Regions from separate parts of the Mus musculus genome. Here all the other regions are linked to region 1. A link is a loop called in an ENCODE intact Hi-C map of the cell type or tissue named here. Cell type or tissue: heart. All regions are shown on one strand. Region 1 holds the start of Zfp180 (zinc finger protein 180). Region 2 holds the start of Zfp93 (zinc finger protein 93). Region 3 holds the start of Smg9 (smg-9 homolog, nonsense mediated mRNA decay factor (C. elegans)). Region 4 holds the start of Zfp111 (zinc finger protein 111). Region 5 holds the start of Zfp235 (zinc finger protein 235). Region 6 holds the start of Zfp108 (zinc finger protein 108).

The links. Peaks named below come from ENCODE experiments on the same cell type or tissue, not always from the same donor. Only the 100,000 strongest peaks of a DNase experiment are listed, where the experiment ranks them.
Region 2: it touches region 1 in a loop (2.4-fold over the local background); 6 of 42 quality-filtered maps call a loop at or near these places.
Region 3: a loop joins it to region 1, with 4 times the contacts of the local background. A loop is called at or near these places in 3 of 42 quality-filtered maps.
Region 4: it touches region 1 in a loop (6-fold over the local background); 4 of 42 quality-filtered maps call a loop at or near these places.
Region 5: a loop joins it to region 1, with 4 times the contacts of the local background. A loop is called at or near these places in 15 of 42 quality-filtered maps.
Region 6: it touches region 1 in a loop (6-fold over the local background); 6 of 42 quality-filtered maps call a loop at or near these places.

The regions. Positions count from the first base shown.
Region 1 is chr7:24,079,444-24,084,443 of GRCm38, reverse strand. It overlaps Zfp180 (zinc finger protein 180), which reads right to left and starts at 2,547. Exons shown (of 5, transcript NM_001045486.2): 1 at 2,206-2,547. In heart, no CTCF peak of the experiment used is centred here; DNase peaks (open chromatin) are centred at 2,203 and 2,633; H3K4me3 peaks cover 2,067 bases; H3K27ac peaks cover 1,941 bases.
Region 2 is chr7:24,267,841-24,272,840 of GRCm38, reverse strand. It overlaps Zfp93 (zinc finger protein 93), which reads right to left and starts at 2,423. Exons shown (of 4, transcript NM_009567.4): 1 at 2,160-2,423; 2 at 1,171-1,228. The coding sequence starts at 1,185. In heart, no CTCF peak of the experiment used is centred here; a DNase peak (open chromatin) is centred at 2,380; H3K4me3 peaks cover 1,070 bases; H3K27ac peaks cover 1,060 bases.
Region 3 is chr7:24,396,857-24,401,856 of GRCm38, reverse strand. It overlaps Smg9 (smg-9 homolog, nonsense mediated mRNA decay factor (C. elegans)), which reads right to left and starts at 2,229. Exons shown (of 14, transcript NM_028047.2): 1 at 1,966-2,229. In heart, no CTCF peak of the experiment used is centred here; a DNase peak (open chromatin) is centred at 2,256; H3K4me3 peaks cover 1,571 bases; H3K27ac peaks cover 1,752 bases.
Region 4 is chr7:24,205,716-24,210,715 of GRCm38, reverse strand. It overlaps Zfp111 (zinc finger protein 111), which reads left to right and starts at 2,567. Exons shown (of 4, transcript NM_019940.2): 1 at 2,567-2,687; 2 at 3,601-3,658. The coding sequence starts at 3,644. In heart, no CTCF peak of the experiment used is centred here; a DNase peak (open chromatin) is centred at 2,585; H3K4me3 peaks cover 1,367 bases; H3K27ac peaks cover 819 bases; H3K27me3 peaks cover 601 bases.
Region 5 is chr7:24,131,873-24,136,872 of GRCm38, reverse strand. It overlaps Zfp235 (zinc finger protein 235), which reads right to left and starts at 4,501. Exons shown (of 5, transcript NM_019941.3): 1 at 3,650-4,501; 2 at 2,386-2,724; 3 at 1,558-1,615. The coding sequence starts at 1,572. In heart, no CTCF peak of the experiment used is centred here; a DNase peak (open chromatin) is centred at 2,722; H3K4me3 peaks cover 1,761 bases; H3K27ac peaks cover 1,325 bases.
Region 6 is chr7:24,251,626-24,256,625 of GRCm38, reverse strand. Zfp108 (zinc finger protein 108) reads right to left here and starts at 1,832. Exons shown (of 4, transcript NM_018791.2): 1 at 1,704-1,832; 2 at 736-793. The coding sequence starts at 750. It also overlaps a transcript of Zfp109 not described here. In heart, no CTCF peak of the experiment used is centred here; a DNase peak (open chromatin) is centred at 1,875; H3K4me3 peaks cover 1,404 bases; H3K27ac peaks cover 1,164 bases.

The DNA of each region.
Region 1 (5,000 bases):
CCTGCGTAATTCCTGCTGTACACCTTCCTGGGCACCTGAATGCCAGGGAGACCCTGTCTTCCCCTACACTTGGGAATCAACTGGTGCTGATTACAGCAAAATCCACCAAGATCCCAGCACTATGTGTCAAAAGTGCATTTCTAGCAGGGCACGGTGGCACACACCTTTCATCCAAGCAGGTTCCCATGAAGGATTTGCATTCAGGACCTGGGTGCTCCGCCCATCTGGGGTTCTTCCTTGTTTTGGTTTTGATTCCTTATCCTTTGAGTCAGGGTTTCATGTAGTCTAGGCTAGCCTCACACGCATCATCCTCCTGCCTCTACCTCCCAAGTACTGCTTTTTTTAGTCATGTGCCACCAGACCGGATTTATGAAGTGCCAGAAATGGAACCTGGGGCTTTGTGCTAGGCAAGCACTTAACCAGCTGAGTTACACCCCAGCTCTAGGCGGATTTTTATAGGACTCTGTGTCCCCTTGTGGCTCCAAGTCACAGCTGCCACAATGGTCCTGAGGCCACCAGTTCTGCATGTCTGCAGAGCTGTAGTTAAAATACACCATTACCTAAGTCTGAGCACGGAGCTCCAGAACCAGTCCTAGGTCCTCAACACTTGGCTCCCAAGGTGTCCTCAAACTTAGGCTAGAGCCAAGGGACCTGTCTTCCACCCCGCTCTCCTATAAATGCAGGCATTCTCTTGCTTCAAGGCAGAACAGGCCACAGCAAAGATCCTAGCAACACATACTCTGTAAAGATGCTTACAGCATCTGCCTTCTCCCAGCCAGTTGCCAACCAGAAGGCAGCCTTTTAAAGCATAGGTTCCTTACCTCCAAGCTGGAGTTTCTACCCAACTTGAACATCTAAGAACTCTAAGGTGTTCAGGTTTCAGGTGCCAGTTCCAGATTCTCTAATTGAATACACTGACATGCACAGGGCCTTCTGCCTAGAATCCTCTGTTAGGCCCTTGCCTAACACCCTCCATCTGGTACTTGACTGTCGAAAGGACTGATTAACTGAAAACAATACTGGGTCTCCTGGTTCAAGAACCAGGACCTCCAGGCTGCTCTAGTGTGAACCCATTTCCTCCGAATCGAAATGCTCCCTCCTAGAAGGAGAAGGGAGGCTCCTAAGACTCAGGAAGCAAACAAAACTTAAAAGATCTCAGAAGCTGAAACTTTAAAGATACACACACACACCCTTCCTTAAGATTATACATGCAACAGCGAAGGCTGAGGAGGAGGTACCCTGCCCAGATGAGCTGCTTTGGAGTCTTGTAGGCACCTCCAGAGACGCAGCTTCCCTGAGTCATCACTCCCGTGGGCTTTTCAGTGCCATAGCTGACTCATCCTGCTCCTGTAAGAAACCCTTCACTCATACTTCCGTAGGGAACAACAATAAACCCACTGGCTCACTGGGCTAAACAGCGGCCACTGCTCTGCTTGGCTGTCATGCCTGGTCTAGGAACAGAAGCCACATACATCTCCAACAAACAGGACACCCCCAGGCTTGCAAGAACAGTGTCTGCCCAGGTAGGAGAACCACGTCTTCAGAACGTAGGCTGGTGATTCCGACACCAACACTTGCTCACGAATACAGTGTGGGCTTAGATCTAGTACAGAAACAGTGGCATGGTTCCTCTCTTTGGGAAAAAGAGTCTGTGCATTGGAAGGCTCTCCACTAAATACGCAGGGGAGGAGGGGAGTTCCTGGTACTTTTGTACGTACACAGAGGAAACTGCTCAGGTCACACCCACCTCTGCACCTACCCTCAGGGTCTCTCCCTACCCTCAGAGCTGATTCTGCATATGCACCTAGGGCCACCAGAGTCAGTTATTAGGAGCTGTTGGTGACACACCCTGTCACCTTAGAGGCCCCGCCACAATGTCTCTCTGTGGCGATAATACCTCTTTTAAAACTTTTTTGTCTAAAACGCAAGGCACCTTAGTGTCCCCTCGGGCCTTTCAATTATCTGCCCTTTGCCTAGGCCCTGTTTTCCATCCTTTTGGACATCCTCGGTCCCACAGTCCCACCACACAAAACCAACCATCCGCGCATGCGCACAACTGTGCACTCTTTACAGCCTCCCGAGACCCTGAGTCCTATTCTGAGGCACAGGAACCCCAAGTCACTGACACCAACGCGTCCAGATTCCCGCCTAGACCCTGCGCATGCGCACATCGACCACTGTAAGCGTCCCACATCTAACACCAACCTGGACGTCCGTGAGCCCGTGGTGAGGACCGGGGCGGGTCTGAGCCACTCACGACTCAGCGTCAGAACGAAACTGTGCTCACCGCTTCCTGCCCCGATCCTGAAGCACACCCGGCATGACTCGAGTGGCGGGGGTCTGGCTTCCACTTCGAGTCAGCATCCGCCAGGTCGCTCCGTGTAGACTGAGCCCAGCCACAAAGCTGAGCCATAGAAGACGCCTTCACACACATACACACACACACACTCACACGCACGCACGCACACACACAAACACATACAAACACACACACACACTCACACAAATGGCTGCACTGCCGGCTAAACCCGGAAGTAGGGGGTTATCAGCTCAATGGAACTACAATTCCCAGAACTCTCAGCGGCTTACGCAGCCGCTGTCAGAACTCAGCGCCAAGGGGCGAGGCCTCGAACTCGAGTGAGGCTGCGCAGTCCATCCCAGTCCTTTCAGGGTGGTGGCCAATGGGAAAGTCCTCTTGTAAGCCAAGATTGAAGCTGGCTTTGACACTGCCAAGTCTGGAAGACTAGCGATGTCCATGTTGTACAGTTCAAAAAGTTCTAATCATGCGGGCAGAATGGCTCAGCAGATAAAGGCGCTTTGCCGCCAATCATGATGATACGAGTTGGATTCCCAGAACCCCGTAAATAAATAAATCTAATCGCCCCACCTCCAATCCCCCACACACTATATAACTCTGTCTGGCCTGGAATTTACAGATGACCACCTGCCTCTGCTTCTCAAATGCTGGGATTAAAGGTATGAACTATCACACCCATCTTTTAAAAACTGATTTTTTATTTAATAGCTGTCAGTGTTAGGTCTCAAAGAAACCCAGGACAAATGGCTAAGGTGCCTGTTAACATATCCGGGTAAATGTTGGCTAGCTCTCCCAGCATCCCACTCCCTAACCGGAACCTCTCCTTTCCCCAGCTTTTCCTTTCAACATAAACTCATACATATTGGCTACGAGGTCTCCTGGTTCCCACACTTTTGATCTCTCCATCTTTGGCTCCTCTTTTTGCTCCCTATAATTAGCATATTAAAATGCCTTTTAGACATGTAAAAAATAATTAGCTTAGGACTCCTGCTCCACCCAAGGCTACACCTGATAACCAGAACTCAGAGACATCACTCCCTCATAATAACCAGATACAGTCTTAGAACCCCACTGGACAGTAATACACGCAGAGACCTAGAGCAATGCTTTGCTCTGCACATTTGGAGAGGCACCATCTTGATCTGCCCTATGGATAGAGATTCTCCGCCCAGGATCCTGAAGATCGAATCAGAGACTTCTGTTCTGGACCTCCAACACTTTTACATTCAGCTAAGATACATCACCCAGGTGAACAGCACTGGGGAGATAGTTGGAAACATAGAGTTTGAATTTTGTGTGATGACCCTCAGCATAATAAAACATATCTTTTGATATACTAACTATATGTGTTTACCTTCTTGGTCACGAAACTCCCTCTCCTCTTTCACTCTCTCCCCCCACACTCACTCTCCACTCATGGCTCCGTTCAGTCTAGACCCTTCCATGCCTCTGACTGTTCTCGGCCTCACAGTTTAAGCATACCTCTTTTTCTTTTTTCATTTATCTGATGCCCATAACCCGGGATTGACATAAGTGAGTTCCCTCTGAGGGACTCGGCAGCTCTGAACCAAGCTGTGGATCTGGCTCTCTAAGGTATGTATGTATCATTTATTTCTGCTGGCTCCTACCATTCACCAAACTTGACTCCAAATTCTAGAGTCTGCCTCTTCAATTGCTTTCTAGCCATGTGTCCCTCCTTGTCTACTCCACAAGTGTCTCTCTGGCTCCTGCAGCCTGGTAAGCCCTCCAGTGACCTCGTGGCATTTGCCATAAGGCATAAAGACATTTGCCCCCCCCCCCCACGTTGAAGTCACCCCCTTTCCAAGTCCATCTTCAGCTGCTCTCTCCTTTCCATCTCTACAGGACAAGTGCCACCTCAGAGTTGCCTTCTTTGTCTACTAGTACTACAAAAACCACACCAGTGTGCCAGAAAGCTCCTCTTGCCCTACTGGGTCTGTGACATGCATAAAGGGATGCCTCTCCTCTTTGATTCAGAATATTTCTCTCATTCCCTTTTAGGATGCCCTGGATTCTTATCATCACTGACATTTATGCCCCTGAGGCCTTTGTTCATATCTCCTTCCTAGGGCTTCCTCGCCTCACCAATCCCTGGGAGCTGTTATCATGCAGTTTCCTTAAGCCCTCTTGGGTCTGCTACCCTCTTCCTTGCCTCCCCTTTGGAGCTGCCTGCTCTATCTCTTACTTAAGCCCTCCTAACCCACTCCCCCTCAGTGGACCTCCTATACTTTGTGACCCTGTTACCTCCCAGCTCCCTCCTAAAAGTTCTGCAGCTTCTCTGTGCCCTCCTGGACTTCTCTCTATGTTTCTCAGCTCCTTTTTTGGAGCTTATAGGTGTTAAATGTTGCAGCTCTGAAGGGAAAGGCTTCCTTTACAGAAGTGTTACTACTCTGCTCCAGCTGCTGCAGAGGAAGGGTTTCTCCAGGGAAAGTGTTACAGTTCTGCTCTGGGAGGGGAAGGTTTCCCCAGTGAATGTGTTACATCTCTGCTCCACAGGAAAACGGTTTTCCCAGCTCCCCGGACGTTAGCATTTCCCATTTCCTCGAGGCTCCATCCAAGAGTTACCTAAACAGCCAGGTACCTTCTTTTTGTTCTTCCTGTTCCCTAATGATCAATCTCATGATAAGAAATTAGATAGAAAAAGATGGAAAGTTTATTCAGGGTC
Region 2 (5,000 bases), 190 kb before region 1:
ACATTCCTTCCTCTCCCAATGCCCCTGAAGGGATAAAATGAGACCACAGAAAGGACCCAGAACACTGTATGATATGCACATATGCATTAAGCAGCCAATATATGTCCAACAACACTATCATCATTGTCTGCATGTTGACACTCATGGCCACACAGTGTTCCATAAAGGTTGCATTACACACACACACACACACACACACACACACACACACACACACACACACAAATATATATATGTGTGTATATTATATATATGACATGGTGTTCAGCCATGTAAATATATATTATATATATGTAGTTTATATAACATATATTGACTATAATGTACTGTCCATTTACAAACAGTAAATTTAAAACAAAAATCTAATTAAGTAAGTGAAAGTTTCAGACAAACTGCCATTTTTAATCATTTTCCAAAGTACTGAAGATTTTTTAAAAAATACTGAAGATTTTTCAAAAGTGTACATTTTAGGACAGAATACAGAGAATCAGGGATACCTGGTGACTACAAATTACGTGTGAAAATCACCACTGTTGTTAACAAAACAAGCGTGTAGTCCCTGGAGCTGAGGGTACTGTGTAGCTGGGGAGCTTGGCTGAACTCCATGTAAAATACCCGTGCATTTGTATTCATGCTGCAGTTTCCTGAATCATGGCTCCTGGGTGCTCAGCGGTGTCTAATAAATGCGCTGAGTTTCAGGGCTGCTGGGGAGTCTCCATCAGAGCACACAGCTCATTCGATCCCAGCTTGTCTGTACATGTGTCTGTGTGTCTGTCCTTTCTTCATTCCTCCATCATCTGAGTTGGGTCAACCACAGAAGCTGTGCGGAAGCCAGACGCTCCCTGGTTGTTCAGGATATGAATGCTCAGGAAGTCCAATGCAGGAAATGAGAGTGACCAGTTTTCTGTGTGCATGTGTGTACACATGTGTGCATGCATGTGAGTGTACATATGTACACAAGGGTACACATGCATGTACAGGCTACAGCCCAACCTCTGGTGTCCTTCCTCAGGTGCTGTCTAGGGTTTTTGTTTGTTTTGGGAACAGGGTCCTTCCGTGGCCTGGACCTTGTCAAATAGGCTACGGTGGCTGCAGAGCACTTGCCCAGCATGCAGGGGTCCTGTTTCCAATCCCTAGCACTGTGGGGATGGGGGAAGCAACCCGACTTACCTGTAACTTGGTCATTGTTCTCTTCTCTTTGAGACAAGGCAGGGCTCTGGGAAGCAAGCTGGGGGAAGAGGGGCTTCGTGAGAACACTGCTAGGACAGTTGGTCCACATGGCTTCCTCAGCTTCTCCATCAGCCCCAAGGGCTGTGCGCGCTGACCAGGCTTTTCTGCCTACTTCCCACTAATTGGTAGTGTAAGACTCTGGGTTAAAGTTAAGGGGCCACCCATGCCTCACCTCGCTCACCGCAGCGGGTTAGAAAAGGCCACATTTTCTATTTCTGGCAGCTTGTGTGTGTGCATGTGGGGGGTGGGGTGGGGGGTGCTGGGCACTCTTACCTTCACAAGGCTGCCTGTAGTGATGGGTTTTCCAGAAAAACAAATCTTCACTAAGCTCTGAACTCTATGATGCGTGCTGTGTCATGACTGACTACCACTCTCAGAAAGATCTATCAATTGTGACAGCTATCTTACATATTATTGTTTCCATACATGGAAATGATAGAGTCCTCTTTTGTATCTCCCTCTAAAAGACTTAATTACTAGTAAACATTGTTCATTTACAAGAGCCGCCACAAAGTCCAAAGTCTCTTTTCCCACAGGCATGAAAATAATGACCAATTAAAAAACAAAACAAAACAATAACAAAAAACGCTAAACCCTCTCCAAGGAATGGGGAGTTTGAGCCTACAAGATGGCTCAGCGGGTAAAGGAAACTGCCACTGAGTCTAACCTGCTGAGTTTGAGTCTCTGGGTACCATTAAGTTGACTCCCACAAGTTGTCTTTTGACTTCTTTTCTTTCTTTCTTTCTTTCTTTCTTTCTTTCTTTCTTTCTTTCTTTCTTTCTTTCTTTCTCTCTCTCTCTCTCTCTCTTTCTTCTAATTATTAAATACATTTATTTAATAACTTTAACAAAATAAAAATATTGTTTATTTAAATAAATAAATAAATAAATAAATAGGGGTGGAATCACATAAAAAGTAAAGTTGCATACCACTTAAGGATTCAGGACATGGGCCATCTCTCATCATAGCTCCCCTGCCAGGCTCCCCTGGGAAGCTAGCCTCTCCTGGGGCTCTGCAAGGGGCTGAGGTGTGTCAGTGTAGGGCAGCCCCGCCTCAGGCAGAGCCCAGCGAGAGAGGACCTGGATGCCGGGCTTGTTCCTGGGCCGCAGATGCGGTCACTGAGGGGATACATCAGGAGCACAGGCGCAAAGGAAATGCAGAGCGATGGCCCAGGTTTTCACCTCACAGGAAGCACTCACAAACATCCTCCCCTCCCGGGAGCGGAAACGACCTTGACCACTACTGGCGTTGGAACTACAATTCCCAGAATTCCTCAGTGGCTGCACTCTCTGGGGACTATATTCCCCGGAATGGCAAAGCTTCGGTGAACCTTTTTAACTAAGGGGATTCCTTTTGGTAGGTCGCTCTTCTGTGTTGCTTTTCGGTTTATTCATTTCTGAAATTCCATGAAAGTCAACTGTGGATACTTCTTTGTTTTTGTTGTTGTTTTGTTTTTCCGAGGCAGGGTTTCTCTGTGTAGCCCTGGCTGTCCTGGAACTCCCCCAGTAGTCCAGGCTGGCCTCGAACTGACAGATCTGTCTGCCTCTGCCTCCCAAGTGCTGTGATTAAAGGAGAGGGCCAGCAGATCTTGCTGTGGATACATTTTTTTTTAAAATTGAGATCCCATACTGTATTACATTATAAAAGCTAACAGGGAAACTGCACAGCTGCAGTTGCCTAATTAGGCAGCAGAGTCAGAGTTTCTGCATAGAAACCCCCTATGAGGGGTGGGGGACCGGCTCAGTTGTAGAGCACTGCCCAGAATCCCCTAGTGAGGGGCTGTGGGAGTGACCTGGTGGTAGAACATGGGCTATCTGGGCCACTCTTCTGTTGCTGTGAAGGGACATCATGACCAAGGCAACGCTTATAAAAGGAAACATTTAATTAGAGGCTTGCGTACACTTTTAGGGGTTTAGTGCATTATCATGGCAAGAGCATGGCAGCAGCGGGCATGGGAGGGAGAGTTAAATCCTCATCCATACTGGAGAGACAAAGAGACACATGTGCTCTTAAAATCTCTAGCCATGCCCAGTGATATACTTTCACCATCAAGGCCATACCTCCTGTCTTTCAAATCCTTTCAATGAGTTCTACTCCCTGGTGACTAAGCATTTTAACATGAGCCTGTGGGGGGCGTTCTCACTCAAACCACAACCTGCCCAGCATCCTCCAGTGGGGGCTTGATCCTTGACCTTCAGAGCCCTGGAGCTGTCAGAAAGAACTCTTTATCTGAGATACAGCCTGGGGGAGTCCGTGGGAGCAGCATAGGTCTGAACCACAGATGGACCTGGGTCATGAAGGACAGCCCGACCTAGACCTAGAGGGGAAGGAGGAGAAGCAAGTCATTCACAAGTCAAGTTTAGTAAAGACGTTCAAAATATTGGTTACAGTATAAACAAACAAACAACAGCAAAAGCTCTGTCCCCACAGAATGTCAGGGCCCATAATTCCAATTGCACACATTTCAGTTCACTGTACTAGGCTAATAAATATAAGATGCTGACTGAAGGCCCCTTTCAGGAATACTGAGGAACACAAATCAATATGAATGCAGGTTGGAGACGGGTGAGCATTTTCAAATGAGTCTTACTTACAGGGCCCCTCTCCACTTGCACCGGAAATGGCTGAGTCCTGAGCACATGCAGCTCTGCACCTCAGATACAGAGGGGCTTCCTGTGAGAAAGGGACGCGTAGGTCAACGACGGTTCTGCCAGTCACCAACGTTGGTTAAATCCTTTCCTGCAGCCTTTCTCTGTAGACTTGGATGGATGCTGAGATTTCCCTGCCAGTGTCCTGTTGTAGATGGCGCTGGTGCTGTTTGTATTTTGATGCTAATTCTGCTCTCCTGGGAGGGGTTGCGGACAAGGAGTGAGTCATACACTCAGGCTTCTTGTGAATCAATCCCCTAATGAATAAAGGAGTCAATCACTGAGCAAGTAGGGGCGACTTCCAGGATGCACGGAGGAAGAGAGGAAGCAGGAGAGTTTGGTCTTTTTCGACAGGGATAGTGTGAGGACAAGATGTAATTACTAGTGTCTCCTGGTTTCAATGGCGGATCCGTCAGGATTCGCAACCGGAGGATTTAGATTTAATATGGCGTACAAGATTTTAGCTGCTGTGCCCAGTGATTGAGTTACAATTTTTTTTTTCTGAACTAAGTTTGTGTTGCATTTTCCTTCTTGTGGCAGCTCGTCTGGGTTCAAAAGAGAAAGGTACGAAGGCAAAGCGTGGGTTTGCCAGATGTGCACCACAAAGGCCGTGTGGGTTTTGAAGCATAGGGTTGGTATAGTAGCAACCCGCCAGTGGGAACTTAGCAAGCTGGGTGGAGAGATTTTGGAGCTCTGACTCAGAGAGTCTCCAGGAGTTAAGAACTGGCTGGTGGGACTGCTGGGGCTGAGAGTAGCTGGGAGAAGTGCGGAAGCTTGGCGTTCATTTTATATTTCCCGCAACAATGATAGGGCAATTTTCCACTCGTCTGTGATTTCTGACATTTGTAAAGAATCTCCCAGCTGAGCATTGGTGCCACAAGCCTTTAATCCTGCACCCGGGAGGAAGAGACAGGTAGATTTCTGAGTTCAAGGCTAGCCTGGTCTACAGAGCACATTCCAGAGCAGCCAGATCGACAGCTGTCTTGAGAAAATAAAAGAAAATTAAAAAAAAAAAAAAAAAGAAAGAAAGAAAGAAAGAAAAGAAAAGAATTGATTTCCCATAGAGAACCTTGTCTATAGGATGAGATTTTTTCTAACTCAGCTATCTCCCGAAATAATTGA
Region 3 (5,000 bases), 320 kb before region 1:
CCCCTCTCAGGCCCGAGTGACCTCTCCACAGCCACAAACTCGACTGACCAAGGAGGGCAAGGACCTGCTAACAGATGCTTGCTGGAATGAGTCAGGTCATAAATGACTGTTTACCGTCTAAGGCCCTCTCCCCACAGACTGGGACTCCTTCCTCCCCACAATTAACTGTCTGCTCCCCTATTATCCTGACGACCTCCCCAGTGCTTCAGAGTCTAATCCCCTGCCCCCATGGAGATCCTGTCCTCACAGTGAAGTGACGTTCACTGGGACCACCCACCCTCCTTTCAGGCAAGTGAAGTGTCCCTCTGCACACTGCTCTGGAATCACTAGTTGACTCTACTCATCAGGTCTTGTGGGGAACGATCCAGAACCTGAGACACCATCTGCCTGCAAGCTGGGACCTGCAATGCTGTTTCTAGGGTTCTCCAGGAAGAGCTCTGCATAAACTACTAAGCTGGTATTCCTGACCTCACAGAAATGAAGTCTAATCTGCATAATGTTGGGGTGGGAGCTTCTGGGTTTCTTGTGTGTGTGAGACACACACATACACATGCCTGCGTGCAAGCAGGCACAGAGCCATATCACATTTGTGGAGGCCAGGTGACAACTTCCGAGAGACCATTTTCTCTTTCCATCCTGTAGGCCGCAGGGATGGAAGTCAATTCTTTGGCCTTGTGGTGGCCCCGTTACCTGATACAACCATCCTGACAGCCCCACACTGTTTTTGCCTGGGCAAGGAGCTCTGCACATCTGCCAGTCTTGCCTCCGCAGCACTGGGATGACAAGATCGTGCCGCCAGGCTCCACTTTTTATGTGGTTGCTGGGGATCAAACCTGGGTCTTCATGCTTGCAAACAAGCACTTCACACACTGAGCTATCTTCCCACCTACATGTGAAGCACCTCTTTGGAGAATCTTCCAGAATTGACAAGTTGCTTTGCAAGAATTTCCAGGAGACCCCCAATTCTTAACTGTTCTAATGCCTTTTCTCTTGAGGCATGGTGCATTCCACAACTTAATACTGTTTCCTCCTCCTCCTCACCTCTCCCTCTCAAACAGGGTCCTGCTCTGCAGTTCAGGCTGGTCTCAAACTCATGGCGACCCTCCTGTTTCTGGCTCCACACTACTGGAATTACATGTGTGAGCCGCCTTGTCCAGTTCTATTCACGTATTTTTCTAAGTGCTTCCTAGTCTACTTGCAGTCTTTTTTTTTTTTTTTTTAAGATTTATTATAATATATAAGTACACTGTAGCTGTCTTCAGACACACCAGAAGAGGGCATCTGATCTCATTACGGATGGTTGTGAGCCACCATGTGGTTGCTGGGATTTGAACTCATGATCTCTGGAAGAGCAGTCAGTGCTCTTAACCGCTGAACCATCTCTCTAGCCCCCCTTTTTAAAAATATTATTTATGTATTTATTTATATGAGTACACTGTAGCTGTCTTCAGATACACACCAGTAGAATGTGCATCAGATCCCATTACAGGTGGTTGTGATCCACCATGTGGTGGCTGAGAATTGAACTCAGGACCTATGGGAGAGCAGTCAGTGCTCTTAACCTCTGAGCCATCTCTCCAGCCCCTACTTGCAGTCTTATATGGAGCCTCCTTCCAATACTCAGGCATGAAGAACCTCAAAATCCAATTTCCATGGAAGGTGGCCCTAGGTGTATGTCGGCTTCTTTGGGACTGTGTCCAGAAATTTCCTCCCGATACTGTTAGAAGGCTCGTACCAGCACTACAGGGACACTTTACAGTGGCTATAGTTTCTATTAATTTATTTGTACCTCCAGCTAACGGCGCCGCAATTCCGAGACCTTCACGTTCCTACTCCCATTGGCCAGCCGCCCAGCGACCTTTTAACGGCAGGGCGGGGGCGGGGCTTGAATACGCCCCACCCCCAACCCCGCCCCGTCGGCGCGCCTGCCTCTCCCAGGCTCGGGGCGTCCCCCCTTCCCCTTACCTAGGGCAGCTGCTGATTAGTTCCTGGGTCGCAGCGCGCGCTCTGAGTGACGGGAGTGCAGCGTGGGCGGGGAAGGTCCTCCACAGCCACCTGCCGTGTAAATGGTGCCGGAAGGTCACAAGCCAGAGAATGAGAGAGGCCGAGAAAACGGGTGCCGGCTATTCCGGAACAGGCCTTGGCGTCCCGGAAGCTCCCAGAGGAGGAAGAAGAGGAAGCCACAGTACGCAGCCCAACGAGTCACGGCCTGCGCTGCTAGCTCGGCGCATGCGCCGCGGGCTGGGCGCGCAAGCGAACCCAACGTGCGCGTTAGACTGAGCATGCGTGAATGGAGGTGGCTGGCTTCAGCACGCATGCGGATTACGGAGGGGCGAGGGAGTATGTTGCTGCTGAGAAGGCGCGTGCGCATTGTTTCTCTGGGCGGGCCTGCTGTTTGGCTGGGTGGGCAGCTCTGGAGATTTCGAGTTCGAATCCCGGGTCTTCTGTAGTGTTGTCAGACCGATCGGGGTAGGGTACGGCGGAAGGGAGGAATTAACGTCCTTATCTGAGCAAGCACAAGACTGATTCAGCTGGCTGCAAGAAGCGATCTTGAAGGACTTTAAGGAAGAGCCCAGCTCCTCCAAGACAGAACATCTGTAGAGAAAGGTCTAGGCTTGGACCTGTGGCACGAGGTGGGCGGCAGAAGTGGGCGGATCGCAGGGCTACAGAAGGGGCAAACATTCAAAGGACTAGGGGCACAGCCTGAAGCAGCTGGAAGGCCACTGGGCAGAGGGTGCAGTCACCCAATGGAAAGACAGCTGAGAGGCAGAAGTTCCACCTCCCCTATTGCTTTTCCTTTCTTAAAGAAAAAAAACCGTGAGTCCATCAGCCTGACCTCAAACTTACCCTCCTGTGTCTGCCTCTTCAGCATAACCTACCTGTGTGTGCCGCCACAATCAGCTCTCTTGGTTATTTGTTTGTTTGTTTGTTTGTTTGTTTGTTTGTTTTGAGACAGGGTTTCTCTGTATAGCCCTGGCTGTCCTGGAACTCACTCTGTAGACCAGGCTGGTCTCAAACTCAGAAATCCGCCTGCCTCTGCCTCCCAAGTGCTGGGATTAAAGGCAGCTCTCTTGTTTTGAGGTGGGGTCTTACTGTGTAGACCAGGCTGGTCTAGAACTCAAAGAAACCCACCTGCCTTGGCCTCAGGACTGCTGGGCTCTCCCCACCCCCTCGGCTTTTCGTTATTCTCTCCCATTCTCTTCTGTACTGAGAAAAGAGAGAGGGCCTTGCTATGTAGGATGTGCTCTACCACTGATCTGCATTTCAAGACACAAGCACACATGCGTGCTTGTCCCCAGAGCTGATCTCCATGTCAGCCTAACTCAAACAGCATCGCCTCCCTCCATGCCCCCGCCAAGCTCTTCTCTGTTCTCCTATGGGCACCTAGCTGCCAAGACTTAAAGTTTGCCTTCCCTTCGGCTTTTCTTTCAAATTTGAAAAAAAAAAAAATGTTCCTTGGAGTGCTGATAGAGGCACACTCCACGGGATTAAACCTAGAGCCCCATGCATGTTATGCATGCTAGGTAAGCACACTGCTGCCTGGGCCACATGGCCAGCTTATAAAGGATGGATATATATATAGTGAGTACACTGTAGCTGTCATCAGACACACCAGAAGAGGGCATCAGATCCCATTACAGATGGTTGTGAGCCACCATGTGGTTGCTGGGAATCGAACTCAGGACCTCTGGAAGAGCAGCCAGTGCTCTTAACCGCTGAGCCTTCTCTCCAGCCCGTGAAGAATTTTTTTATTGTTGAAGCCTGGAGACAGAAAGCACGAGTTTTTCATATTCAAGGTAACCATCAGGGCAGTGATTGGTTGGAGGGCTGTTTATGAAGAGTGCTCAATGCCACCAGATTCACTGAGTTATAAGCGGGATGTGTGCCCTCTAGGATGTGTGCGCACACATGCAGCAATGCACATTTGGATGCCAGAGGAGTCAGCAAGAATCAGCACTGTCCTTCTATCCCATGGGTCCCAAGCGCCTTTACCCAGCAGGCCACCTCACTGGGCCTTTAGTTAAGGTTTCAGCATTCATACATTTGAGGTAGGGTATTGGGGACTGAATTTAAGTAGGCTTGTTAAGCTCCCTACCACAGAGCCTTAGCCCAGCCCTCCGCTTACATGTTTTAAAGATTTCATTTTCTTTTATATGTATGAGTGCTTTGTAAGTATGATTGAGCACCACGTGCCTGCCTGGTGGCTGCCAAGGCCAGAAGAGAGTGTTGGATCCCCTGGAACTAGAGCAACAGAAGGTTGAGAGCTGCCATGTGGGTGCTGGGAATTGAACCCCTGTCCTCTGTAAGAGCAGCCAGTGCTGTTGACTACTGAACCATCTCTATTTTATTTTATTTTATTTTATTTTATTTTATTTTATTTTATTTGTGAGACTGAGTCTCAGTAAATTCCCCTTGAACTTCCTCCATAAGAGGCCTCTTCTGTCCTCCCGAGGCACAGCATGCATGTTATATATATATATATATATATATATATATATACACACATATATATAGTATATATACTATATATACATATAATATATATTTATATATATACACAAAGCATACATGTTAAATATATACATCATCATGTATACATCACACACACACATACATATATAGAGAGACACTAATATCGACCTCTGGCCTCCTCATGCACATACGGGTGAGTGCACTCATCTGCATACATGCCGCAAAGTGGGCAGAGGAGGGATTTGGCATTGTCCTTGGGCCACCGGCACCAGGCTCTGCTTCCCTGTAACTTCTATCTCTCGATAAAGCCTCCTCCCTCACTTAACAGATGCAGAAAGATGATAAGAAGACAGGAGATGCGCCTGAAGGCCCCATGCTTAGGGAGCAGCAGAGCCTGGCCCGAAAGGCAGGCTTGGCTCACTGCATGCCCTTCTCGCAGTTCTCCGTGAGGGTCAGCAGTCACCCTCCCCAGAAACCAGCTGAACTGAACTTAGCAGTTAGCAGCTCAGGCTCTTAACAGTTTTCTG
Region 4 (5,000 bases), 130 kb before region 1:
ACATTTCCAAAAGTAGGAGAAAACTCCCTGTTCTAGATGGGCTCCTGTTACTGTGATAAAACACTGAGCAAAATCAATTTGGAGGAAAAAGGGTTTGTTTGGATTATACCTGCCAATCGCAATCAGTCACTGAGGGAAGCCAGAGGAGGCATTGGAGCTGGAACCACAGAGGAACACTGCCAACAGGCTTGCTGTCCATGGCTTGGTAGGTGTTTGTTTTTTTGTCTTTTCATGTGGGATCTCACTATGTAGCCCTGGCTGTCCTGGAACTCACTATGTGGACCAGGCTGGATTCAAATGTATTGAGATCCTCCTGCCTCCACCTCCTGAGAGATGAGATCAAAGCCACCAGGCCTGGCTACTAAGCTTGCTATTTTATACAACCTCGGAGCACTTGCTCAGGGATAGCAGCATTCACAGCGAGTGGGGCTCTCCTACACCAGCCATTAATAAAGAAAATGCCTCAAAATTGCCTACAGACCAGTCTCATGGAGGCATCTTTGTAGTTGAGGCTTCCTCTTCCCTGTTAGTGTCAAGTTGACAACCAGCCTGTAATTCCAGCCCCACAGGACCTGACACCCTTTTGTGCGCGCTCTCTCTCTCTCTCTCTCCCTCTCCCTCTCCCTCTCCCTCTCCCTCTCCCTCTCCCTCTCTCTCACTCACACACACACACACACACACACACACACACACACACACACGTAAAAATGAATCTGGTTTTTAAAAGAATTGAATGGGTGTGTACCAGTAGATTAAATAGAGTTTATACTCTTCTCTCTGTGGCACACAGTTCTATATATACACCAATAACCTGAGCTACAGTTTACAGCAGATTCCGAGACTCAGGGCTCCTGCAACCACCCATGGTGAATGGACATGTTTTTGTTAAGTTTTAGGGAGGAAGTGGGAATGAGAGTGTGACACTGAGTTGAGCAGTCCTTTGGGCAAGAGGCTTATTAGCATAGTTACTGCAGCACGGTGGGCTCTGAAGTGGATTTTCAGTGAAACGGAGACAAAATAATAATCTTCTTATAATTTGTAGTAGTTTATTTTTATTAATTTACTAACTAATTAACTAATTGTGTGTGTGTGTGTGTGCATCAGTGTGCTACAGCAACTTTGGTGGAGGTCAAAGGAAATTTACAGGGGTCAGTTCCCTCTTTCCACTATGTGTATTTCAAGGACTGAACTCAGGTCCTTGAACTTGGTTGGGCAAATGCCTTTATCTGCCAAGCAGTTTTGCTGGCCATAGGCATTATGTTGTACCTATAACCCTATGGGGACTAGGGAGTGGGGTGTGGTGGTTTGGATAAGAGTAGCCTCTGCCCAAAGTTCAAATATTTGAATGGTTCTTCATAGCCTGGTGTCATGCTTCCTACTGTGATGATAATGCACTAAACAAGCCCCCAAATAAAAGCTCTCTATCTTAAGAGTTGCCTCTCTATATCTTGGTCATGGTGCTTCTTCACAGCAACTTAACAGTGACAAAAATAGTCTGTATTCTACTACCAGGTCATTTTCCCAGCCCCTCTCTAGAAGATTCTAGGCGGGTGTCCCCTCACATCTCACGGGATTCTGTGAAGGGATTCGGACTTTGCTGCTCAGTCAAGCGCCTATAGCTTCACAACTGAAGTTCTAGCTTTTATAATGCAGTATAATATGGATGTTGGTATTCTGTCTGAACTCCACCCCCACAGTTACCTGGCAACAGCCAGGTAGGCCTGGCCCGCTAGAAAAGGGGCTGCTTGCCCCCTCATCCCTCTCTTACTCGCTCTTACTCTCCTACTCTTGCCTCTCTCTCTTGCCTCTTGCCCTCTTGCCCCCCCTCCCTCCCCATTTCCTTCCCTCTGCTCTCTCCGCGTGATCATGGCCAGCCTCTACTTCTCTACTCTCTCCTTCTCTCTGCCTTTCTCTGCCTCTACTACTCTCTTAACTCCCCTCCCCATGCCCTAAATAAACTCTATTCTATGCTATATCGTCATGTCACTGGTCCCTCTGAGGAAAGGGATGCCTTGGCTTGGGCTCGCTGAGGGACCCCCTCCCCCACACCTCACCACACCCCATAGAACACATTTTTTTTTACCTCTATATCTTATTATAATCACAACAGTGGGGCTTCAATGTTTTAAAAAGTATCCACAGCAGGACTTGGTGTCCCATGCCCTTAATACCAGTACTTGGGAGGCAGAGGCAGGGAGGTTTATGAATTCGATGCCACCCTGGATTACAGAGGCAGTTCCAGGACAGCCAGGGCTACACAGAGAATCTCTACCTGGGGTGGGGGTGAGGGGAGAAAAAAAGCGACCACCACCAACAACTTACTACAATTGTCTTTCATGCCATTTTACAAATGAATAACAAACAAACAAAAACAAAAACCAAAAACTCCCAAATCCCGAAAAGCAACTCAGGAGAACAAGTTTCCAAAAAAGCTATATCCAAGGACCTAACTACCTAACAGCTGTTAAAACAGCTAGGCGGTTAACCAAACTTTAGCATTCTGGGAAATGTAGTCCCAAAAGAGCACCAGAGCTAGGTGCTTCCACTGAGGCATTCTGGGAATGGTAATTCCCGCTCCAGAGGCTGCCAAAGTCGCTTCCACTTCCGCAAACCAAGGCGGCCTGGTGGTACTTCTGGTGAAGTGAGATCCTGAAGCTTTTCTGTGGCCCTGTACGCCCTTGCTCCTGGTATGCCTCCTCGGGGACCGAGTCCGCTGCTGGGGAGAAGTGAGAGGCGGAGGGATGGGGTGGGGGGGGGGCACTCCTCTTTCTTGGGCCCTTCCTGAAGTGGCGCTGCTCAGGATTATTGGACCCATCTCAGCTGCTTGTGGAGCCCCAGGGAGAGTCTAGCTTTCCACTGGAGTCTATCAGAGGAACGGTGATGGCAGATAGCAGTGCCCTAAAGCCTTAAGTAGTATGCAACTCTGGTTGTGATGTGGTGATGCGATGCGATGCGATGCGATGCGATGCGATGCGATGCGATATAATATGACTTACTTACTTTGAGAGGTAGGCGTGCCACAGCTTGTATACTGACAAGATCAGAAAGCAACTTTTGGAAGTTCAGTCACTTCTTCCACTGTGTGGGGTCCAGAGACTCAGGGGATCAGTTTCAGCGACAGTGGCCTTTATCTGCTGAGCTTTAGGTTTTTATAGGTCGTTATCTTTATGCACGTGGGAAAAGAGACTTTGTGGAGGCTCTTGCAAATGAGCAATGATTACTAGTAATTAAGCCTTTTACAGCAAGACAGAGGGATAATTTCACTCCCATGTATGCAAACAGTAACATGTAAGATAGCTGTCACAATTGACAGACCCTTCTGAGAGTGGTGGTCAGTCAAGACACAGCATGCATCTTAAACATTTGGTTTTTTTGGAAAACCCATCACCACAGCAGCCTTGTGAAGGTAAGAGTGCCCAGCACCCCTGAGCTTCCAGAAATAGAGAATGTGGTGAGTGAGTCTGGTAACCCGGAGGCTTAGTAGGAAGTAGGCAGAAAAGCCTGGTCAGCGCGCACAGCCCTTGGGGCTGATGGAGAAGCTGAGGAAGCCATGTGGACCAACTGTCCTAGCAGTGTTCTCACGAAGCCCCTCTTCCCCAGCTTGCTTCCCAGAGCCCTGCCTTGTCTCAAAGAGAAGAGAACAATGACCAAGTTACAGGTAAGTCGGGTTGCTTCCCCCATTCCCCGCAGTGCTAGGGATTGGAAACAGGACCCCTGCATGCTGGGCAAGTGCTCTACACAGAGCCTCTCTGAACTGCATGAAGGAAGAGGGGAAGTTGCTGAGAAGGAAGGTCTGGAAGGAGGAGGGATAAGAGGACGGTGGGACATGTGCTCAAAGTGCACTGCACACGAGAAAGTGTACAAGGATAAGTAAAATAAGTTGAACTAGAGAAAGTGGGTTGGAGAGATGGCTCAGTAGTTAAGGGCAGTTTGGTTCCCAGCAGCCACATCTGATAGTTTACAACTGCCTGTAACTCCAACTCCAGGGTGTCCAGTGCCCTTTCCTAACTTCCCAGGGACCTGCACACATATATACACACAGACACACATACATTTAAAAAACTGTTAAGTTCACTTATATTTTAAAGGTGACATCATTTTCCAAAGTTTGCCTAATTTTATTCTGCAAATAAATACAAGTCTTCCCTATTCATGTGATTTATGAATTTTTTCACTTTAAAATTTTGCATCATGATGATGATGAAATAAAGGAATTGTAACCATGCTAAGGTCATCTTTTGGAAGTTGGGCTTTCTTCTTCCACCTTGCTGAAACAGAGTCTCCTGTTTCTGGGACTCTGTGGAGACAGGTCCTGGTGCTCATTGGCAGCCATCCTACCTTTTTTTTGGCAAGTTCTAAGCCACAGAAAGACCCTGACTCTAAAACAACAGCAACAAAAAAGGTGGATAGTACCTGAGGAAGAGCACCAGAGATTGTCCTCCAACCTCTACATGCTGTGCATAAATATACGTGCATGCGTGCAGACATGTGGGCACACACGCACAGACTTCTGCTCGCCCTCACTTCCTGCACGGGGTGTCCTGAGGATTCATTTCCTGAGCAACCAGGGAGAGTGTACGGCTGCCATGGTGATGAAGAAAGGACAAACACACAGACACGTGTACAGACAAGCTGGGATCGAATGAGCTGTGTGCTATGATGGAGACACACCAGCAGCCCTGAAACTCAGCGCATATATTAGACACCGCTGAGCACCCAGGAGCCATGATTCAGGAAACTGCAGCATGAATACAAATGCACGGGTATTTTACATGGAGTTCAGCCAAGCTCCCCAGCTACACAGTACCCTCAGCTCCAGGGACTAGACGCTTGTTTTGCTAGCAACAGTGGTGATTTTCACACGTAATTTGTAGTCACCAGGTATCCCTGATTCTCTGTATTCTGGCCTAAACTGGGCACTTAAAAATTTGGGGGTACTTTGGTAACTGATTAAAAATGGCAGTTTTCTGAACTTTCCTTAATGAGATTGTTTTGCATTT
Region 5 (5,000 bases), 52 kb before region 1:
CCTGTTCATTATTGAAGGAAGTCAGGACAGGAACTCGAGCAGGGGCAGGAACCTGGAGAAAGGAGCTGATGCAGAAGCTATGGAGTGGTGCTATATACTGGCTTGCTCAGCATGTTTTCTTATAGAACCCAGGACCTCAACTGAGGCTCTTTGATGACTCTCGCTGGTGTCAACTTGACACGTAACACCAGCCAGTATACCTATTCACCCCTTTCTATAGCTACAGAGGGGATAGAGGCAAAGAGAAAACACGGTACAAGGAACTTGGTGCCATTTCCACAGCTGGGTCAGTAGGTCCGCCACCGTTAAATGGGAAGTCACGGATTCCAACCCATGTCGGGAGTCATGTACTGACTTTGTACTGGAAAGAGCTGACAATGCCCTGCTCCTTCTGGGCAGTACAGTTCAGGTGTATCTTCAGTCACAAATCCAAACTGCTCTGAATGACAGTCCATGAATGATGACATCATTTAAAATGTTTTATGTTGTGCAACATTATGAATTTTAGATTCAGAATACTTCATTAGTAAAATCTGTTCTTTCTTGATGCCCTCATTGCCCAAGGTAGGTCAACCCCAGAAGGTTTGCAGATGGTGGTAGCCAGATGCTCCTTGGTTATTCAGGATATGAATTTCAAATGCAGGAAATGAGGGTGACCAGTGATCTGTGTGCACACGTATGCATACATGTCAGTGTACCTATGTACATGAGGGTGCACATGCATTTAGAAACTAGAAGACAGCCTTTGGTGCAGGCCATCATTTTTTTTTTGGGGGGGGGGGCGGAAATAGGGCCTTTCACTGGCCTGGAACTTGCCAAATAGGCTAGGATGGCTGCCAGTGAGTACCAGGAATCTTCTTGCCTCCAGAGTCCCAGAAACAGGAGACCTGCTTTGGCAAGATGGAAAAAAAAAGCTGGACTCCCAAAATGTATCCTGTGAGATCTACATGCACTCCTTGGCATGCTTACAACCAACCCCCTCACACAATAATGGTAATACAAAATTTTAAAGTAAAAATATAATTCATAACCCACATGAGTATGGAGACCTCATACTGAATTGTACAATAAAATTAGGCAAATAGTGGAAAATGTCATTTTTTTAAATGTAAATGAACTAAAGGGATTTTAAAATGTATGTGTACACCATCTGTTTGTGTGTAGATGTGTGTGTGTGCAGGTGCCCTGGGAGGCTAGAAGAGAGCGTTGAACATCCTCTAATTACATATAATTGGAGTTACAGGCAGTTGTAAGCTATCAGGTGTGAGTGCTGGGAACCAAACTGAGCTAGTGCTCTTAACTACTGAGCCATCACTCCAGCCCACTTTTTCAAATTCTTTTTACTCATCCTTGTACACTTTCCCAAGTGCAGTGCACTTTGAGCACATGTCCCACTGTCCTCTCTTATCCCTCCTCCTTCCAGACCTTTCTTCTCAGCAACTTCCCCTCTTCCTTCATGCAGTTCAGAGAGGCTCTGTGTAGAGCACTTGCCCAGCATGCAGGGATCATGTTTCCAATCCCTAGCACTGTGGGGATGGGGGAAGCAACCCAACTTACCTGTAACTTGGTCATTGTTCTCTTCTCTTTGAGACAAGGCAGGGCTCTGGGAAGCAAGCTGGGGAAGAGGGGCTTCGTGAGAACACTGCTAGGACAGTTGGTCCACATGGCTTCCTCAGCTTCTCCATCAGCCCCAAGGGCTGTGCAGGTTGACCAGGCTTTTCTACCTGCTTCCTGCTAATCAGTAGTGTAAGGCTCCAGGTTACCAGGTCATGCGTGCCTCACTTCACTCACAGCAAAGGGTTAGACAAGCCCACAATTCTCTATTTCTGGCAGCTTCAGGGATGCCGTGTACTCGCACCTTCACAATGCTGCCTGTAGTGATGGGCTTTCCATAAAAACAAATGTTTAAGAAGTCTCGAGCTCTCTGATGAACGCTGTGTCATAACTGACCACCACTATCTAAGGGTCTGTTAATGTGACAGCTATCTTACATATAACTATTTCCTTACACAGTAGTGAAATCCCCACCCCCATATTCTCTCCTTCTAAAAATTTTAAATTCTAGTAAACGTTGCTCATCTGCAAGAGCCCCCACCAAGTTTCTTTTCCCACATACATGAAGATAATCACCAATAAAAAGCTAAACCCTCTCTAAGGAAAGGGGAGTTTGGCCTTGCGATATGGCTCAAAGGGTATGAGCGACTGCTGCTGAGGCTGACCACCTGAGTTCAAGACTCTGAAGCCCACGTGGTGGAAGGAGTGACCCTACTCCCACAGGTAGTTTTCTGACCTATTCCTTTTATCAGCTATGGAACGTCCCACTCTTTAAGTAAATAAACAATGAAATATATGCAAAAAGAGCACATCAAAACCAGAGTTGCATACCACTTAAGGCTTTAGGACACTGCTATCTGCCATCACCGTTCCTCTGACAGACTCCCGTGGGAAGCTAGACTCTCTCCAGGGCTCCACAAGCAGCTGAGACGGGTCCAGGAATCCTGGGCAGCGCCGTCTCAAGCAGAGCCCAGCTAGAGAGGACCGGCCGACGCCAGCGGTGCCCCTCTTCTCCCCGGAGATGCAGACTCGGTCCCCGAGAAGACACACCGAAACACCAGCACACAGAAGGGTCGCGGAACGCTGCAGGATGTCACCTCATCAGAAGTACTGCCAGGGAGCCTGGCCTTGCGGCAGCGGAAGTCACCTCAGCCGTCACTGGCGCTGGAACTACAATTCCCAGAATGCGTCAGCGGAAGCGCCTAGCTCTGTGCTTTTTCCGGGACTACATTCCCCAGACTACTAAAGCCTCCATATGTTCCAAGCTCTTTTAACTGGCATGTGAGCCTTAGAAATCGCTTTTTGGGAGCTCGCTCACCGGGGGTGCTTTTCGGTTTCTTTATTTTTGAAATGCCATGTAAGACATCTATGGATACTTTTTTATTTCTGTTCTGTTTTGTTTTGTTTTGTTTTTTCCCCGAGGCAGTTTCTCTGCGTAGCCCTGGATCTCCTGGAATTCTGTTTGTAGATCAGGCTGGCCTCAAACTGAGAGATCCCTTTGTCTCTCGCTCCCGGGTGCTGGGATAAGAGGTAAGCACCACCATGCCCAGCTGTGGGTCCTTTTTAAGAACACTGAAGTCTCATTTTATATTATATTATAAAAGCTAAAACTTCAACTGCTCAGCTATAGGAGCCTGATTCAGCAGCAGAGGCAGAGTCCCTGAATAGAATCCTCCAGTCACAGGCTGTGGGAGTGATGGTAGAGCACAGGGTGTCTGGGTCACTATTCTACTGCTATGAAGAGACACCATGATCAAAGCTTGTTTCAGAGGCTTAGTCCATTAACATGGCAGAAAGCATGGCTCCCTGCTATTTCCAATCATTCAAATACATAGATGTATGGGGGCCACTGTTAGTCAAACCATCACACTCTGCTACCTGTCTCGATAAGCCTTTGCCCATATCATAATGCCAAATGCGTTCAGCCCAACTTCAAAAGTCCCCACCATCTATTGCAATCCCAATATTTTTTAAAAATCTAAATGTCAAACTTTTATGATACTCATGACAATCTCTTCATTGTAATTCCCTGTAAAATCAAAATCAAAAAGCAGACCACATAATCCAATGTGTTATGGCATAAAATATACTTTACCATTTCTTAATGGGAAGGCAGTATAGTGAGGAAACACTGGACCATAGCAAGACTAAAAACCAAAGGTGGAGGCCAAACTCTGCATCTCCATGCTGATGTCAAAGCACTCTTCAGATGCTTTACTCTTTCGGCTATGTTGGCTGTAACACACTTGTCTCTCTCAGGCTGGTTTCACCTCAGTCTGCAGCTCTCTGCAGCTGGGATCCCATAGTTCTGGCATCTTCAACATCTTGTGGTCTCCGACATAATCCAGGTTCACAGCTTCACTCAATGCCCTCTCTTGGCCACTATGCAGGAACTCTCCTATACTACAACTGCCTTCAGGGCATTTCCTTCATTACTAAGGGAGGCTCAAGAACCCTTTTCTTGTATCCTTGACTCTAAAGCCAGAACCAAGTGTTTCTTGTATCCTTGACTCTAAAGCCAGAACCAAGTGGCCAAAGCTGGCATGTTCTGCTGCTCGATGGTCTGGACCTTGGCCCCATCCGATTCTATGTCCACTATCTTTCTGGAACTGATGGCCTTCCTCGTGCTGAAGCTGGAACTGATGGCCTCCCTCATGCTGAAGCTGTACTGATGGCCTCCCTCATGCTGAAGCTGGAACTGATGGCCTCCCTCATGCTGAAGCTGGAACTGATGGCCTCCCTCATGCTGAAGCTTTTCCTCTTCCTTCTCACAGGCTGGAGGCTTCGCTGGGTGGGGTGTTGCCCTGAGGTCAGCACTCCCTTTATAGCATTCAGAATCAGGCTTTTCCTTAAGCCTTCACGGTGCTTCTTTTCTCCTCACACTCCACACTGCATAGTTCTTTCTGTCTGGCTTGCTCCTCCTCATGCTGGATCTCCATGAGAGCGACTGCTAATAACCACAAGACACAGTCAACACAAGGCTGTCTGGAAATCTCCCCTGCTTATGCCAGTAATACAAAACTCATCAACTTAGCTTCAGGCAGATTTTTAGGATGAGGACAAAAATCACCCACTTTTTTTCCTCAGTATATGACTAGAATGGTTTAGGCCATGTACTGTTTGCCTCTGAAACTTCTTGAGCTGCCCCCCACCCCCAGCTCAAATTGCCCTTGTCTTGCATTCTCCTCCTAGGATGACCCACTAAGCTCTACTAATCAAAAAGCACTTAATAATTTTGTAGTGGAAAGTCCTAAAGTCTTCCATATTCCTTCAACAAACAGCATGGTCAGGCTTGTCACAGCAATACTCCAGTCCCTGGTACCAACTCCTGTCTTGGTCACTGTTCTATTGCTTTGAAGAGATACCACAAGTCCAAGCAACTCTTACCAAAGGAAGCATTTAACTGGGGGCTGGCTTACACTTTCAGAGGTTTAGTCCTTTATCAG
Region 6 (5,000 bases), 170 kb before region 1:
TGTGTGCATGTATGTGTGCACGCATGAATAGGCTACAATCCAACTTCTGGTGTCCTTCCTCAGGTGCTGTCTAGGGTAGTTTGTTTGTTTTTAGGACAGGGTCCTCCAGTGTCCTAGAACTTGCCAATTAGGCTAGGATGGCTGCCACTGAGCACCAGGACAGAGCAGCCTGTCCCAGAGTCCCCAAACCAAGAGATGCTACTTCAACAAGATTGAAGAAGAGAGACTCCTGAAAGCTGTCCTCTGAAGTCTACATCATGTCTTGACATGCTCACAAAGCACAAACCCAATACTAATGAAAAATTATTAAATGAAAAAAATCATAAACACGAGTATGAAGAACTCATACTTAATTGTAAAATAAAATTAGGCCAGAAGAGGGCGTTGGACATCCTCTAATTACATATAATTGGAGTTACGGGCAGTTGTAAGCTATCAGGTGTGAGTGCTGGGAACCAAACTGAGCCAGTGCTCTTAACTACTGAGCCATCTCTGCAGCCCACTTTTTCAAATTCTTTTTACTCATCCTTGTACACTTTCCCATGTGCAGTGCACTTTGAGCACATGTCCCACTGTCCTCTCTTATCCCTCCTCCTTCCAGACCTTTCTTCTCAGCAACTTCCCCTCTTCCTTCATGCAGTTCAGAGAGGCTCTGTGTAGAGCACTTGCCCGCCATGCAGGAGTCCTGTTTTCAATCCCTACCACTGTGGGGATGGGGGAAGCAACCCGACTTACCTGTAACTTGGTCATTGTTCTCTTCTCTTTGAGACAAGGCAGGGCTCTGGGAAGCAAGCTGGGGAAGAGAGGCTTCGTGAGAACACTGCTAGGACAGTTGGTCCACGTGGCTTCCTCAGCTTCTCCATCAGCCCCAAGGGCTGTGCGCGCTGACCAGGCTTTTCTGCCTACTTCCTACTAAGCCTCCGGGTTACCAGACTCACTCACCACATTCTCTATTTCTGGAAGCTTCAGGGGTGCTGGGCACTCTTACCTTCACAAGGCTGCCTGTGGTGATGGGTTTCCCAGAAAACACAAATGTTTAAGCAGCCCCAGAAGTCTGATGCATGCTGTGTCATGACTGACCACCAGCCTCAGAAGGGTCTGTCAATTGTGACAGCTATCTTACATGTTATTGTTTCCATACATGGGAGTGAAGTTAAACCTCTCTGTATCCTGCTCTAAAAGGCTTCATAATTAGCAAACATTATTGACCTGCCAGAGCCTCCAGAGTCTCTTTTTCCACATGCACGAAGATAATGACCAATAGAAATCTAAGCCCTGCAAGATGGCTTAGTGGGTAGAAGTGACTTCAGCTGAGCCTGATGGGGCGAGTTCGAGTCCCTGAACACCACACGGTGCAAGGAAAGACCTGACTCTCACAAGTTGTCTTCTGACCTCCATACATAAGCTGTGACACAACCCTCCCCTCTTAAATAAATAAATGCAAAACCAAACCAAATCAAAACAAAAACACATAAAAGTAAGAGTTGCCACTTAAGGCTTTATGACACTGGCCATCTGTCACCACAGCTTCTCTGCCAGGCTCCAGTGGGAAGCTAGACTCTCCCGGGGTTCCACCAGCAGCTGAGATGGGTCCAGGAATCAGGGCAGGAGGCCTCAGGCAGAACCCAGTTAAAAAGGACGGGTCGCTGCCACAGCTGCCCCGCTTTTCCCCGGAATGCAAACTCGTCTCTGAGAGGACACACCGGAATGCAAACTCGTCTCTGAGAGGACACACCGGAATGCAAACTCGTCCCTGAGAGGACACACCGGGGCACAGCGCACAGAAGGCCTGCGGGATGCTCCAAGCTCTCACCTCACTGGAAGGAAGCACTGCCAGGCAGCCTAGCCTTCTGGAGCTGAAGCAAACTTAGCTGCTAATGGCTCCAGAACTACAATTCCCAGAATGCCTCGGCGGAAGTTCATCGGTCTGGAGCTTTTTCTGGGACTACATTTCCCAGAACGAGAAGGTTCCAAGCTATTTTAACTAGAGTGAGGTCGGTGGAAATTGCTTTTTGGGAAATGTAAAAGTACCACTCTCGCTTAGAAAGGAAGTTGTGGGTCCAGACAAAATCAACAGTCTTTAGTCATATTTGGCCTTGTTTCGTTGAGAAATTTAAAATTGACCTTTATAGTGACTACCAGCTAAGTCCCATGGTTTAGAAATCTCAAAGGGTAGGTCTCTGTCTTGGCTGTAGGAAGGTGCAGTAACAGGACCAGAGGGCATAACTATCCTGGCTCCAGTTTTCAACCCTTTAGCCAGGGGGCTTATGGGGAACAGGGTCTCAAGTTTTGCCAACTTCTGGATAGAAAATTCTGTTCCTGAGTCAGATTAGCATAGGTAAGCTCTGGATGCCCTAGTGAGTTCGGTTAACATTCTGTCTAAGCTCCACCATACAGTTACCTGGCAACACCTAGGTATGCTCCTCCCCACAATTATCTGGCAACAGCCTGGTAGGCGGATCCACTATAAAAGTGGTTGCTTGCCCTCTCCTCTTTCTTTTGTCCTCTTGTTCTTTTGCTCTTCCCGTCTTGCTCCTGCTCTGTCCCCTCATACCTTCCCCCCTCTTTCTCCACGTGCTCATGGCCAGCCTCTACTCTTCTCCTCTACTTCTCTCTCCCATTCTCTGCCCTACTACCCTCTAAACTCCCCTCCCCAAGCCCTGAATAAACTCTATTCTATACTATACCATCGTGTGGCTGGTTCCACAGTGGGAAGGGATGTCTTGGCATGGGCCTGTTGAGGCACCCGCTTCCCCCATACCTCACCACACCCCTATAGAACGTATCCACCCCACCCCACCCCCATTTATCATTTTATAAACATATCAAGTTCTACTTCCCAGTCTGCATAAGGAGGGAAGAGGGTCCTAGGATTTGAGTATAATGGGGTGGTGGGTCTTACAGTTTGGTTTGCAGGTAAGTTCTATTTTAATGTAGGGGTCCCTGTCTGTCTTCCATCCTATCCCCTAATTTTCACATTCTCAGTGGTGGCAATAGAAAGTCCCTGGAAGGTTGCAAGTGGAACTTAAATCAGCAGGGCAGGTGCTACATCTACTCCAGTAGTGACACGTGCAACTGGCCCCAAAAACCTGGGCACTGTCCTGAGGCAAAAAGTCTCCTGGAACTGTGGCATCCTGAATAACGAATGCTCCAATGTCCATGCTTTAGTTGGTAAACAGATCTGTGTGCTTTCCCTTAATATTACTTTATTATAAGTGCTTCTAAGGATTCATTTTTGATATTTAGCTAAGTTAGATTCCTCATCAATCCTAGGCAGTCCTTGAGCCGACCAAGGGCTTTGAATTCAGTAAGAATGTTGCCTATTCAGTGACATTCAGAATTGCCTCTAGTATTGTAAGAGAGATAGTGAAAGAAATCAGGCATTATTATCTACTACATAGAGTTAGAAATCTCAGGGCAAACTACTCCCATATGCAGGAATTTACCATTATTTAGGAAGAAGGAAGGTTGTGGTCTAAGGAGGAACCAGAGTAGATACTTAGAACTATAGATAGCTGAGTTACACCCATACACAGGAATTTACAATGGCCTAAGGGGGAGGTGGACTATACAATAGACTAGAATAGGAACTATGGCAAGGGCGCGAAGCCCTTGCCCCTGACTGTTGCGGCCGCCAGCAGCTCGCAACATGAACGGTTCGACTGAGAAGGCCACTCGAGCTGTAAGAGAGGAATCTAGACGGGGCGAAAGAAGAAACGGAGCTAAGACAAATTTATTCTGATCAAAGCTCAAATTTTATTGTTGCGACACTAGTTATAAAGGAAGGGGGAGGGGACCCGACTCCCGCTAATCTCTGGTCCAGTAGAAAGGTGCACGTGTGTGGCTCCGCAGGTTCTAGCAGTGGGCCTGGCAGAACGAATGAGCAGGAAGCTCCACCCCTGAGCAAGCAGGTTTCAGGCTGGGGGAGGGGAGACTACACCTGACTTCTAAGATTAAGTGGACCTTAGGTGGAGCTGCTTTTGATCCCAGTTGTTAACATTGTATTTTATCCGAGTTGGTTCCTGCCAGTCCTTTGTAGGCATTCCTCTGTTTTGTGTCATATACTTCGATGTACCTTGCCTGCTGTGATATCCGACTCCTTTGCTTTCTGTATTATAAGACTAGTGCTTGCTTTAAGACATTACATTCAGATCCACACTCCCTTGTGTCATGTCTGTTTGTCACCCCTCCTTCTTCCCGACTCTTTGCCTACCTGTAACCGAAACCCAAGTTTCGCCCATGGATCAAGGACCCAAGTGAGGTTCATCTGTGGCAGCTGGCGCCTTGAACCAGGACATCAGACAGGTAAGTCTTTTCTCTCCTTTTTCCCTTTTCGTTTTTTACTTCTCAGGCAAGGATAGGATCTCATCAGAGCGCTGCAGGCCCACTGATAAGAATCGTCAGTTTGAGGAGGACAAGTAAGTTTTACCATGGAGCAGTCAGAATCGAAAAAGAAATGGTTGTTTCTGTCGGTCTTTAAGCACGTGTTGTCTGGCAGAGGTCTAAAGGTCTCGGATAAATCCTTACAAGAATTTTATTATTTCGTGCAAAAAAAAAAAAAAAAATCAGCCCTTGGTTTCCAGAGAAGGGAAGCTTAACATTGGAGGATTGGAAGCGAGTAGATAAAGTTATGAGGAAGTTTCATGAGGAAAATTCATCTAGGGAAGTCCCCAGTAATGCCTTTACTCTGTGGCAACAAATGAGGGATATACTGACTGAGAAAAAAGACTTAGAATTTCTTGCAGAGGAATCTCCTTCAGAGCCCTCTGATGATCAGAAAGTGAGACCATCTGCTTGTAAAAGGAAATCCTGCTATACAGGCAAAAAAGAGGAAAGCTTAGAAAATAGTGAATCAGAGACAACTGATGGCGAAAGTGATGAGGAGTGGGAAGGAAGAGATCGTTTTCATAGCTGCCGAGGCAGCAGTGGGGAGGAGTCTTTAATCATGGCACCAGTCACTTGTAAACCTGTACCAAAACCATGTTGACTTTTGCCACCAG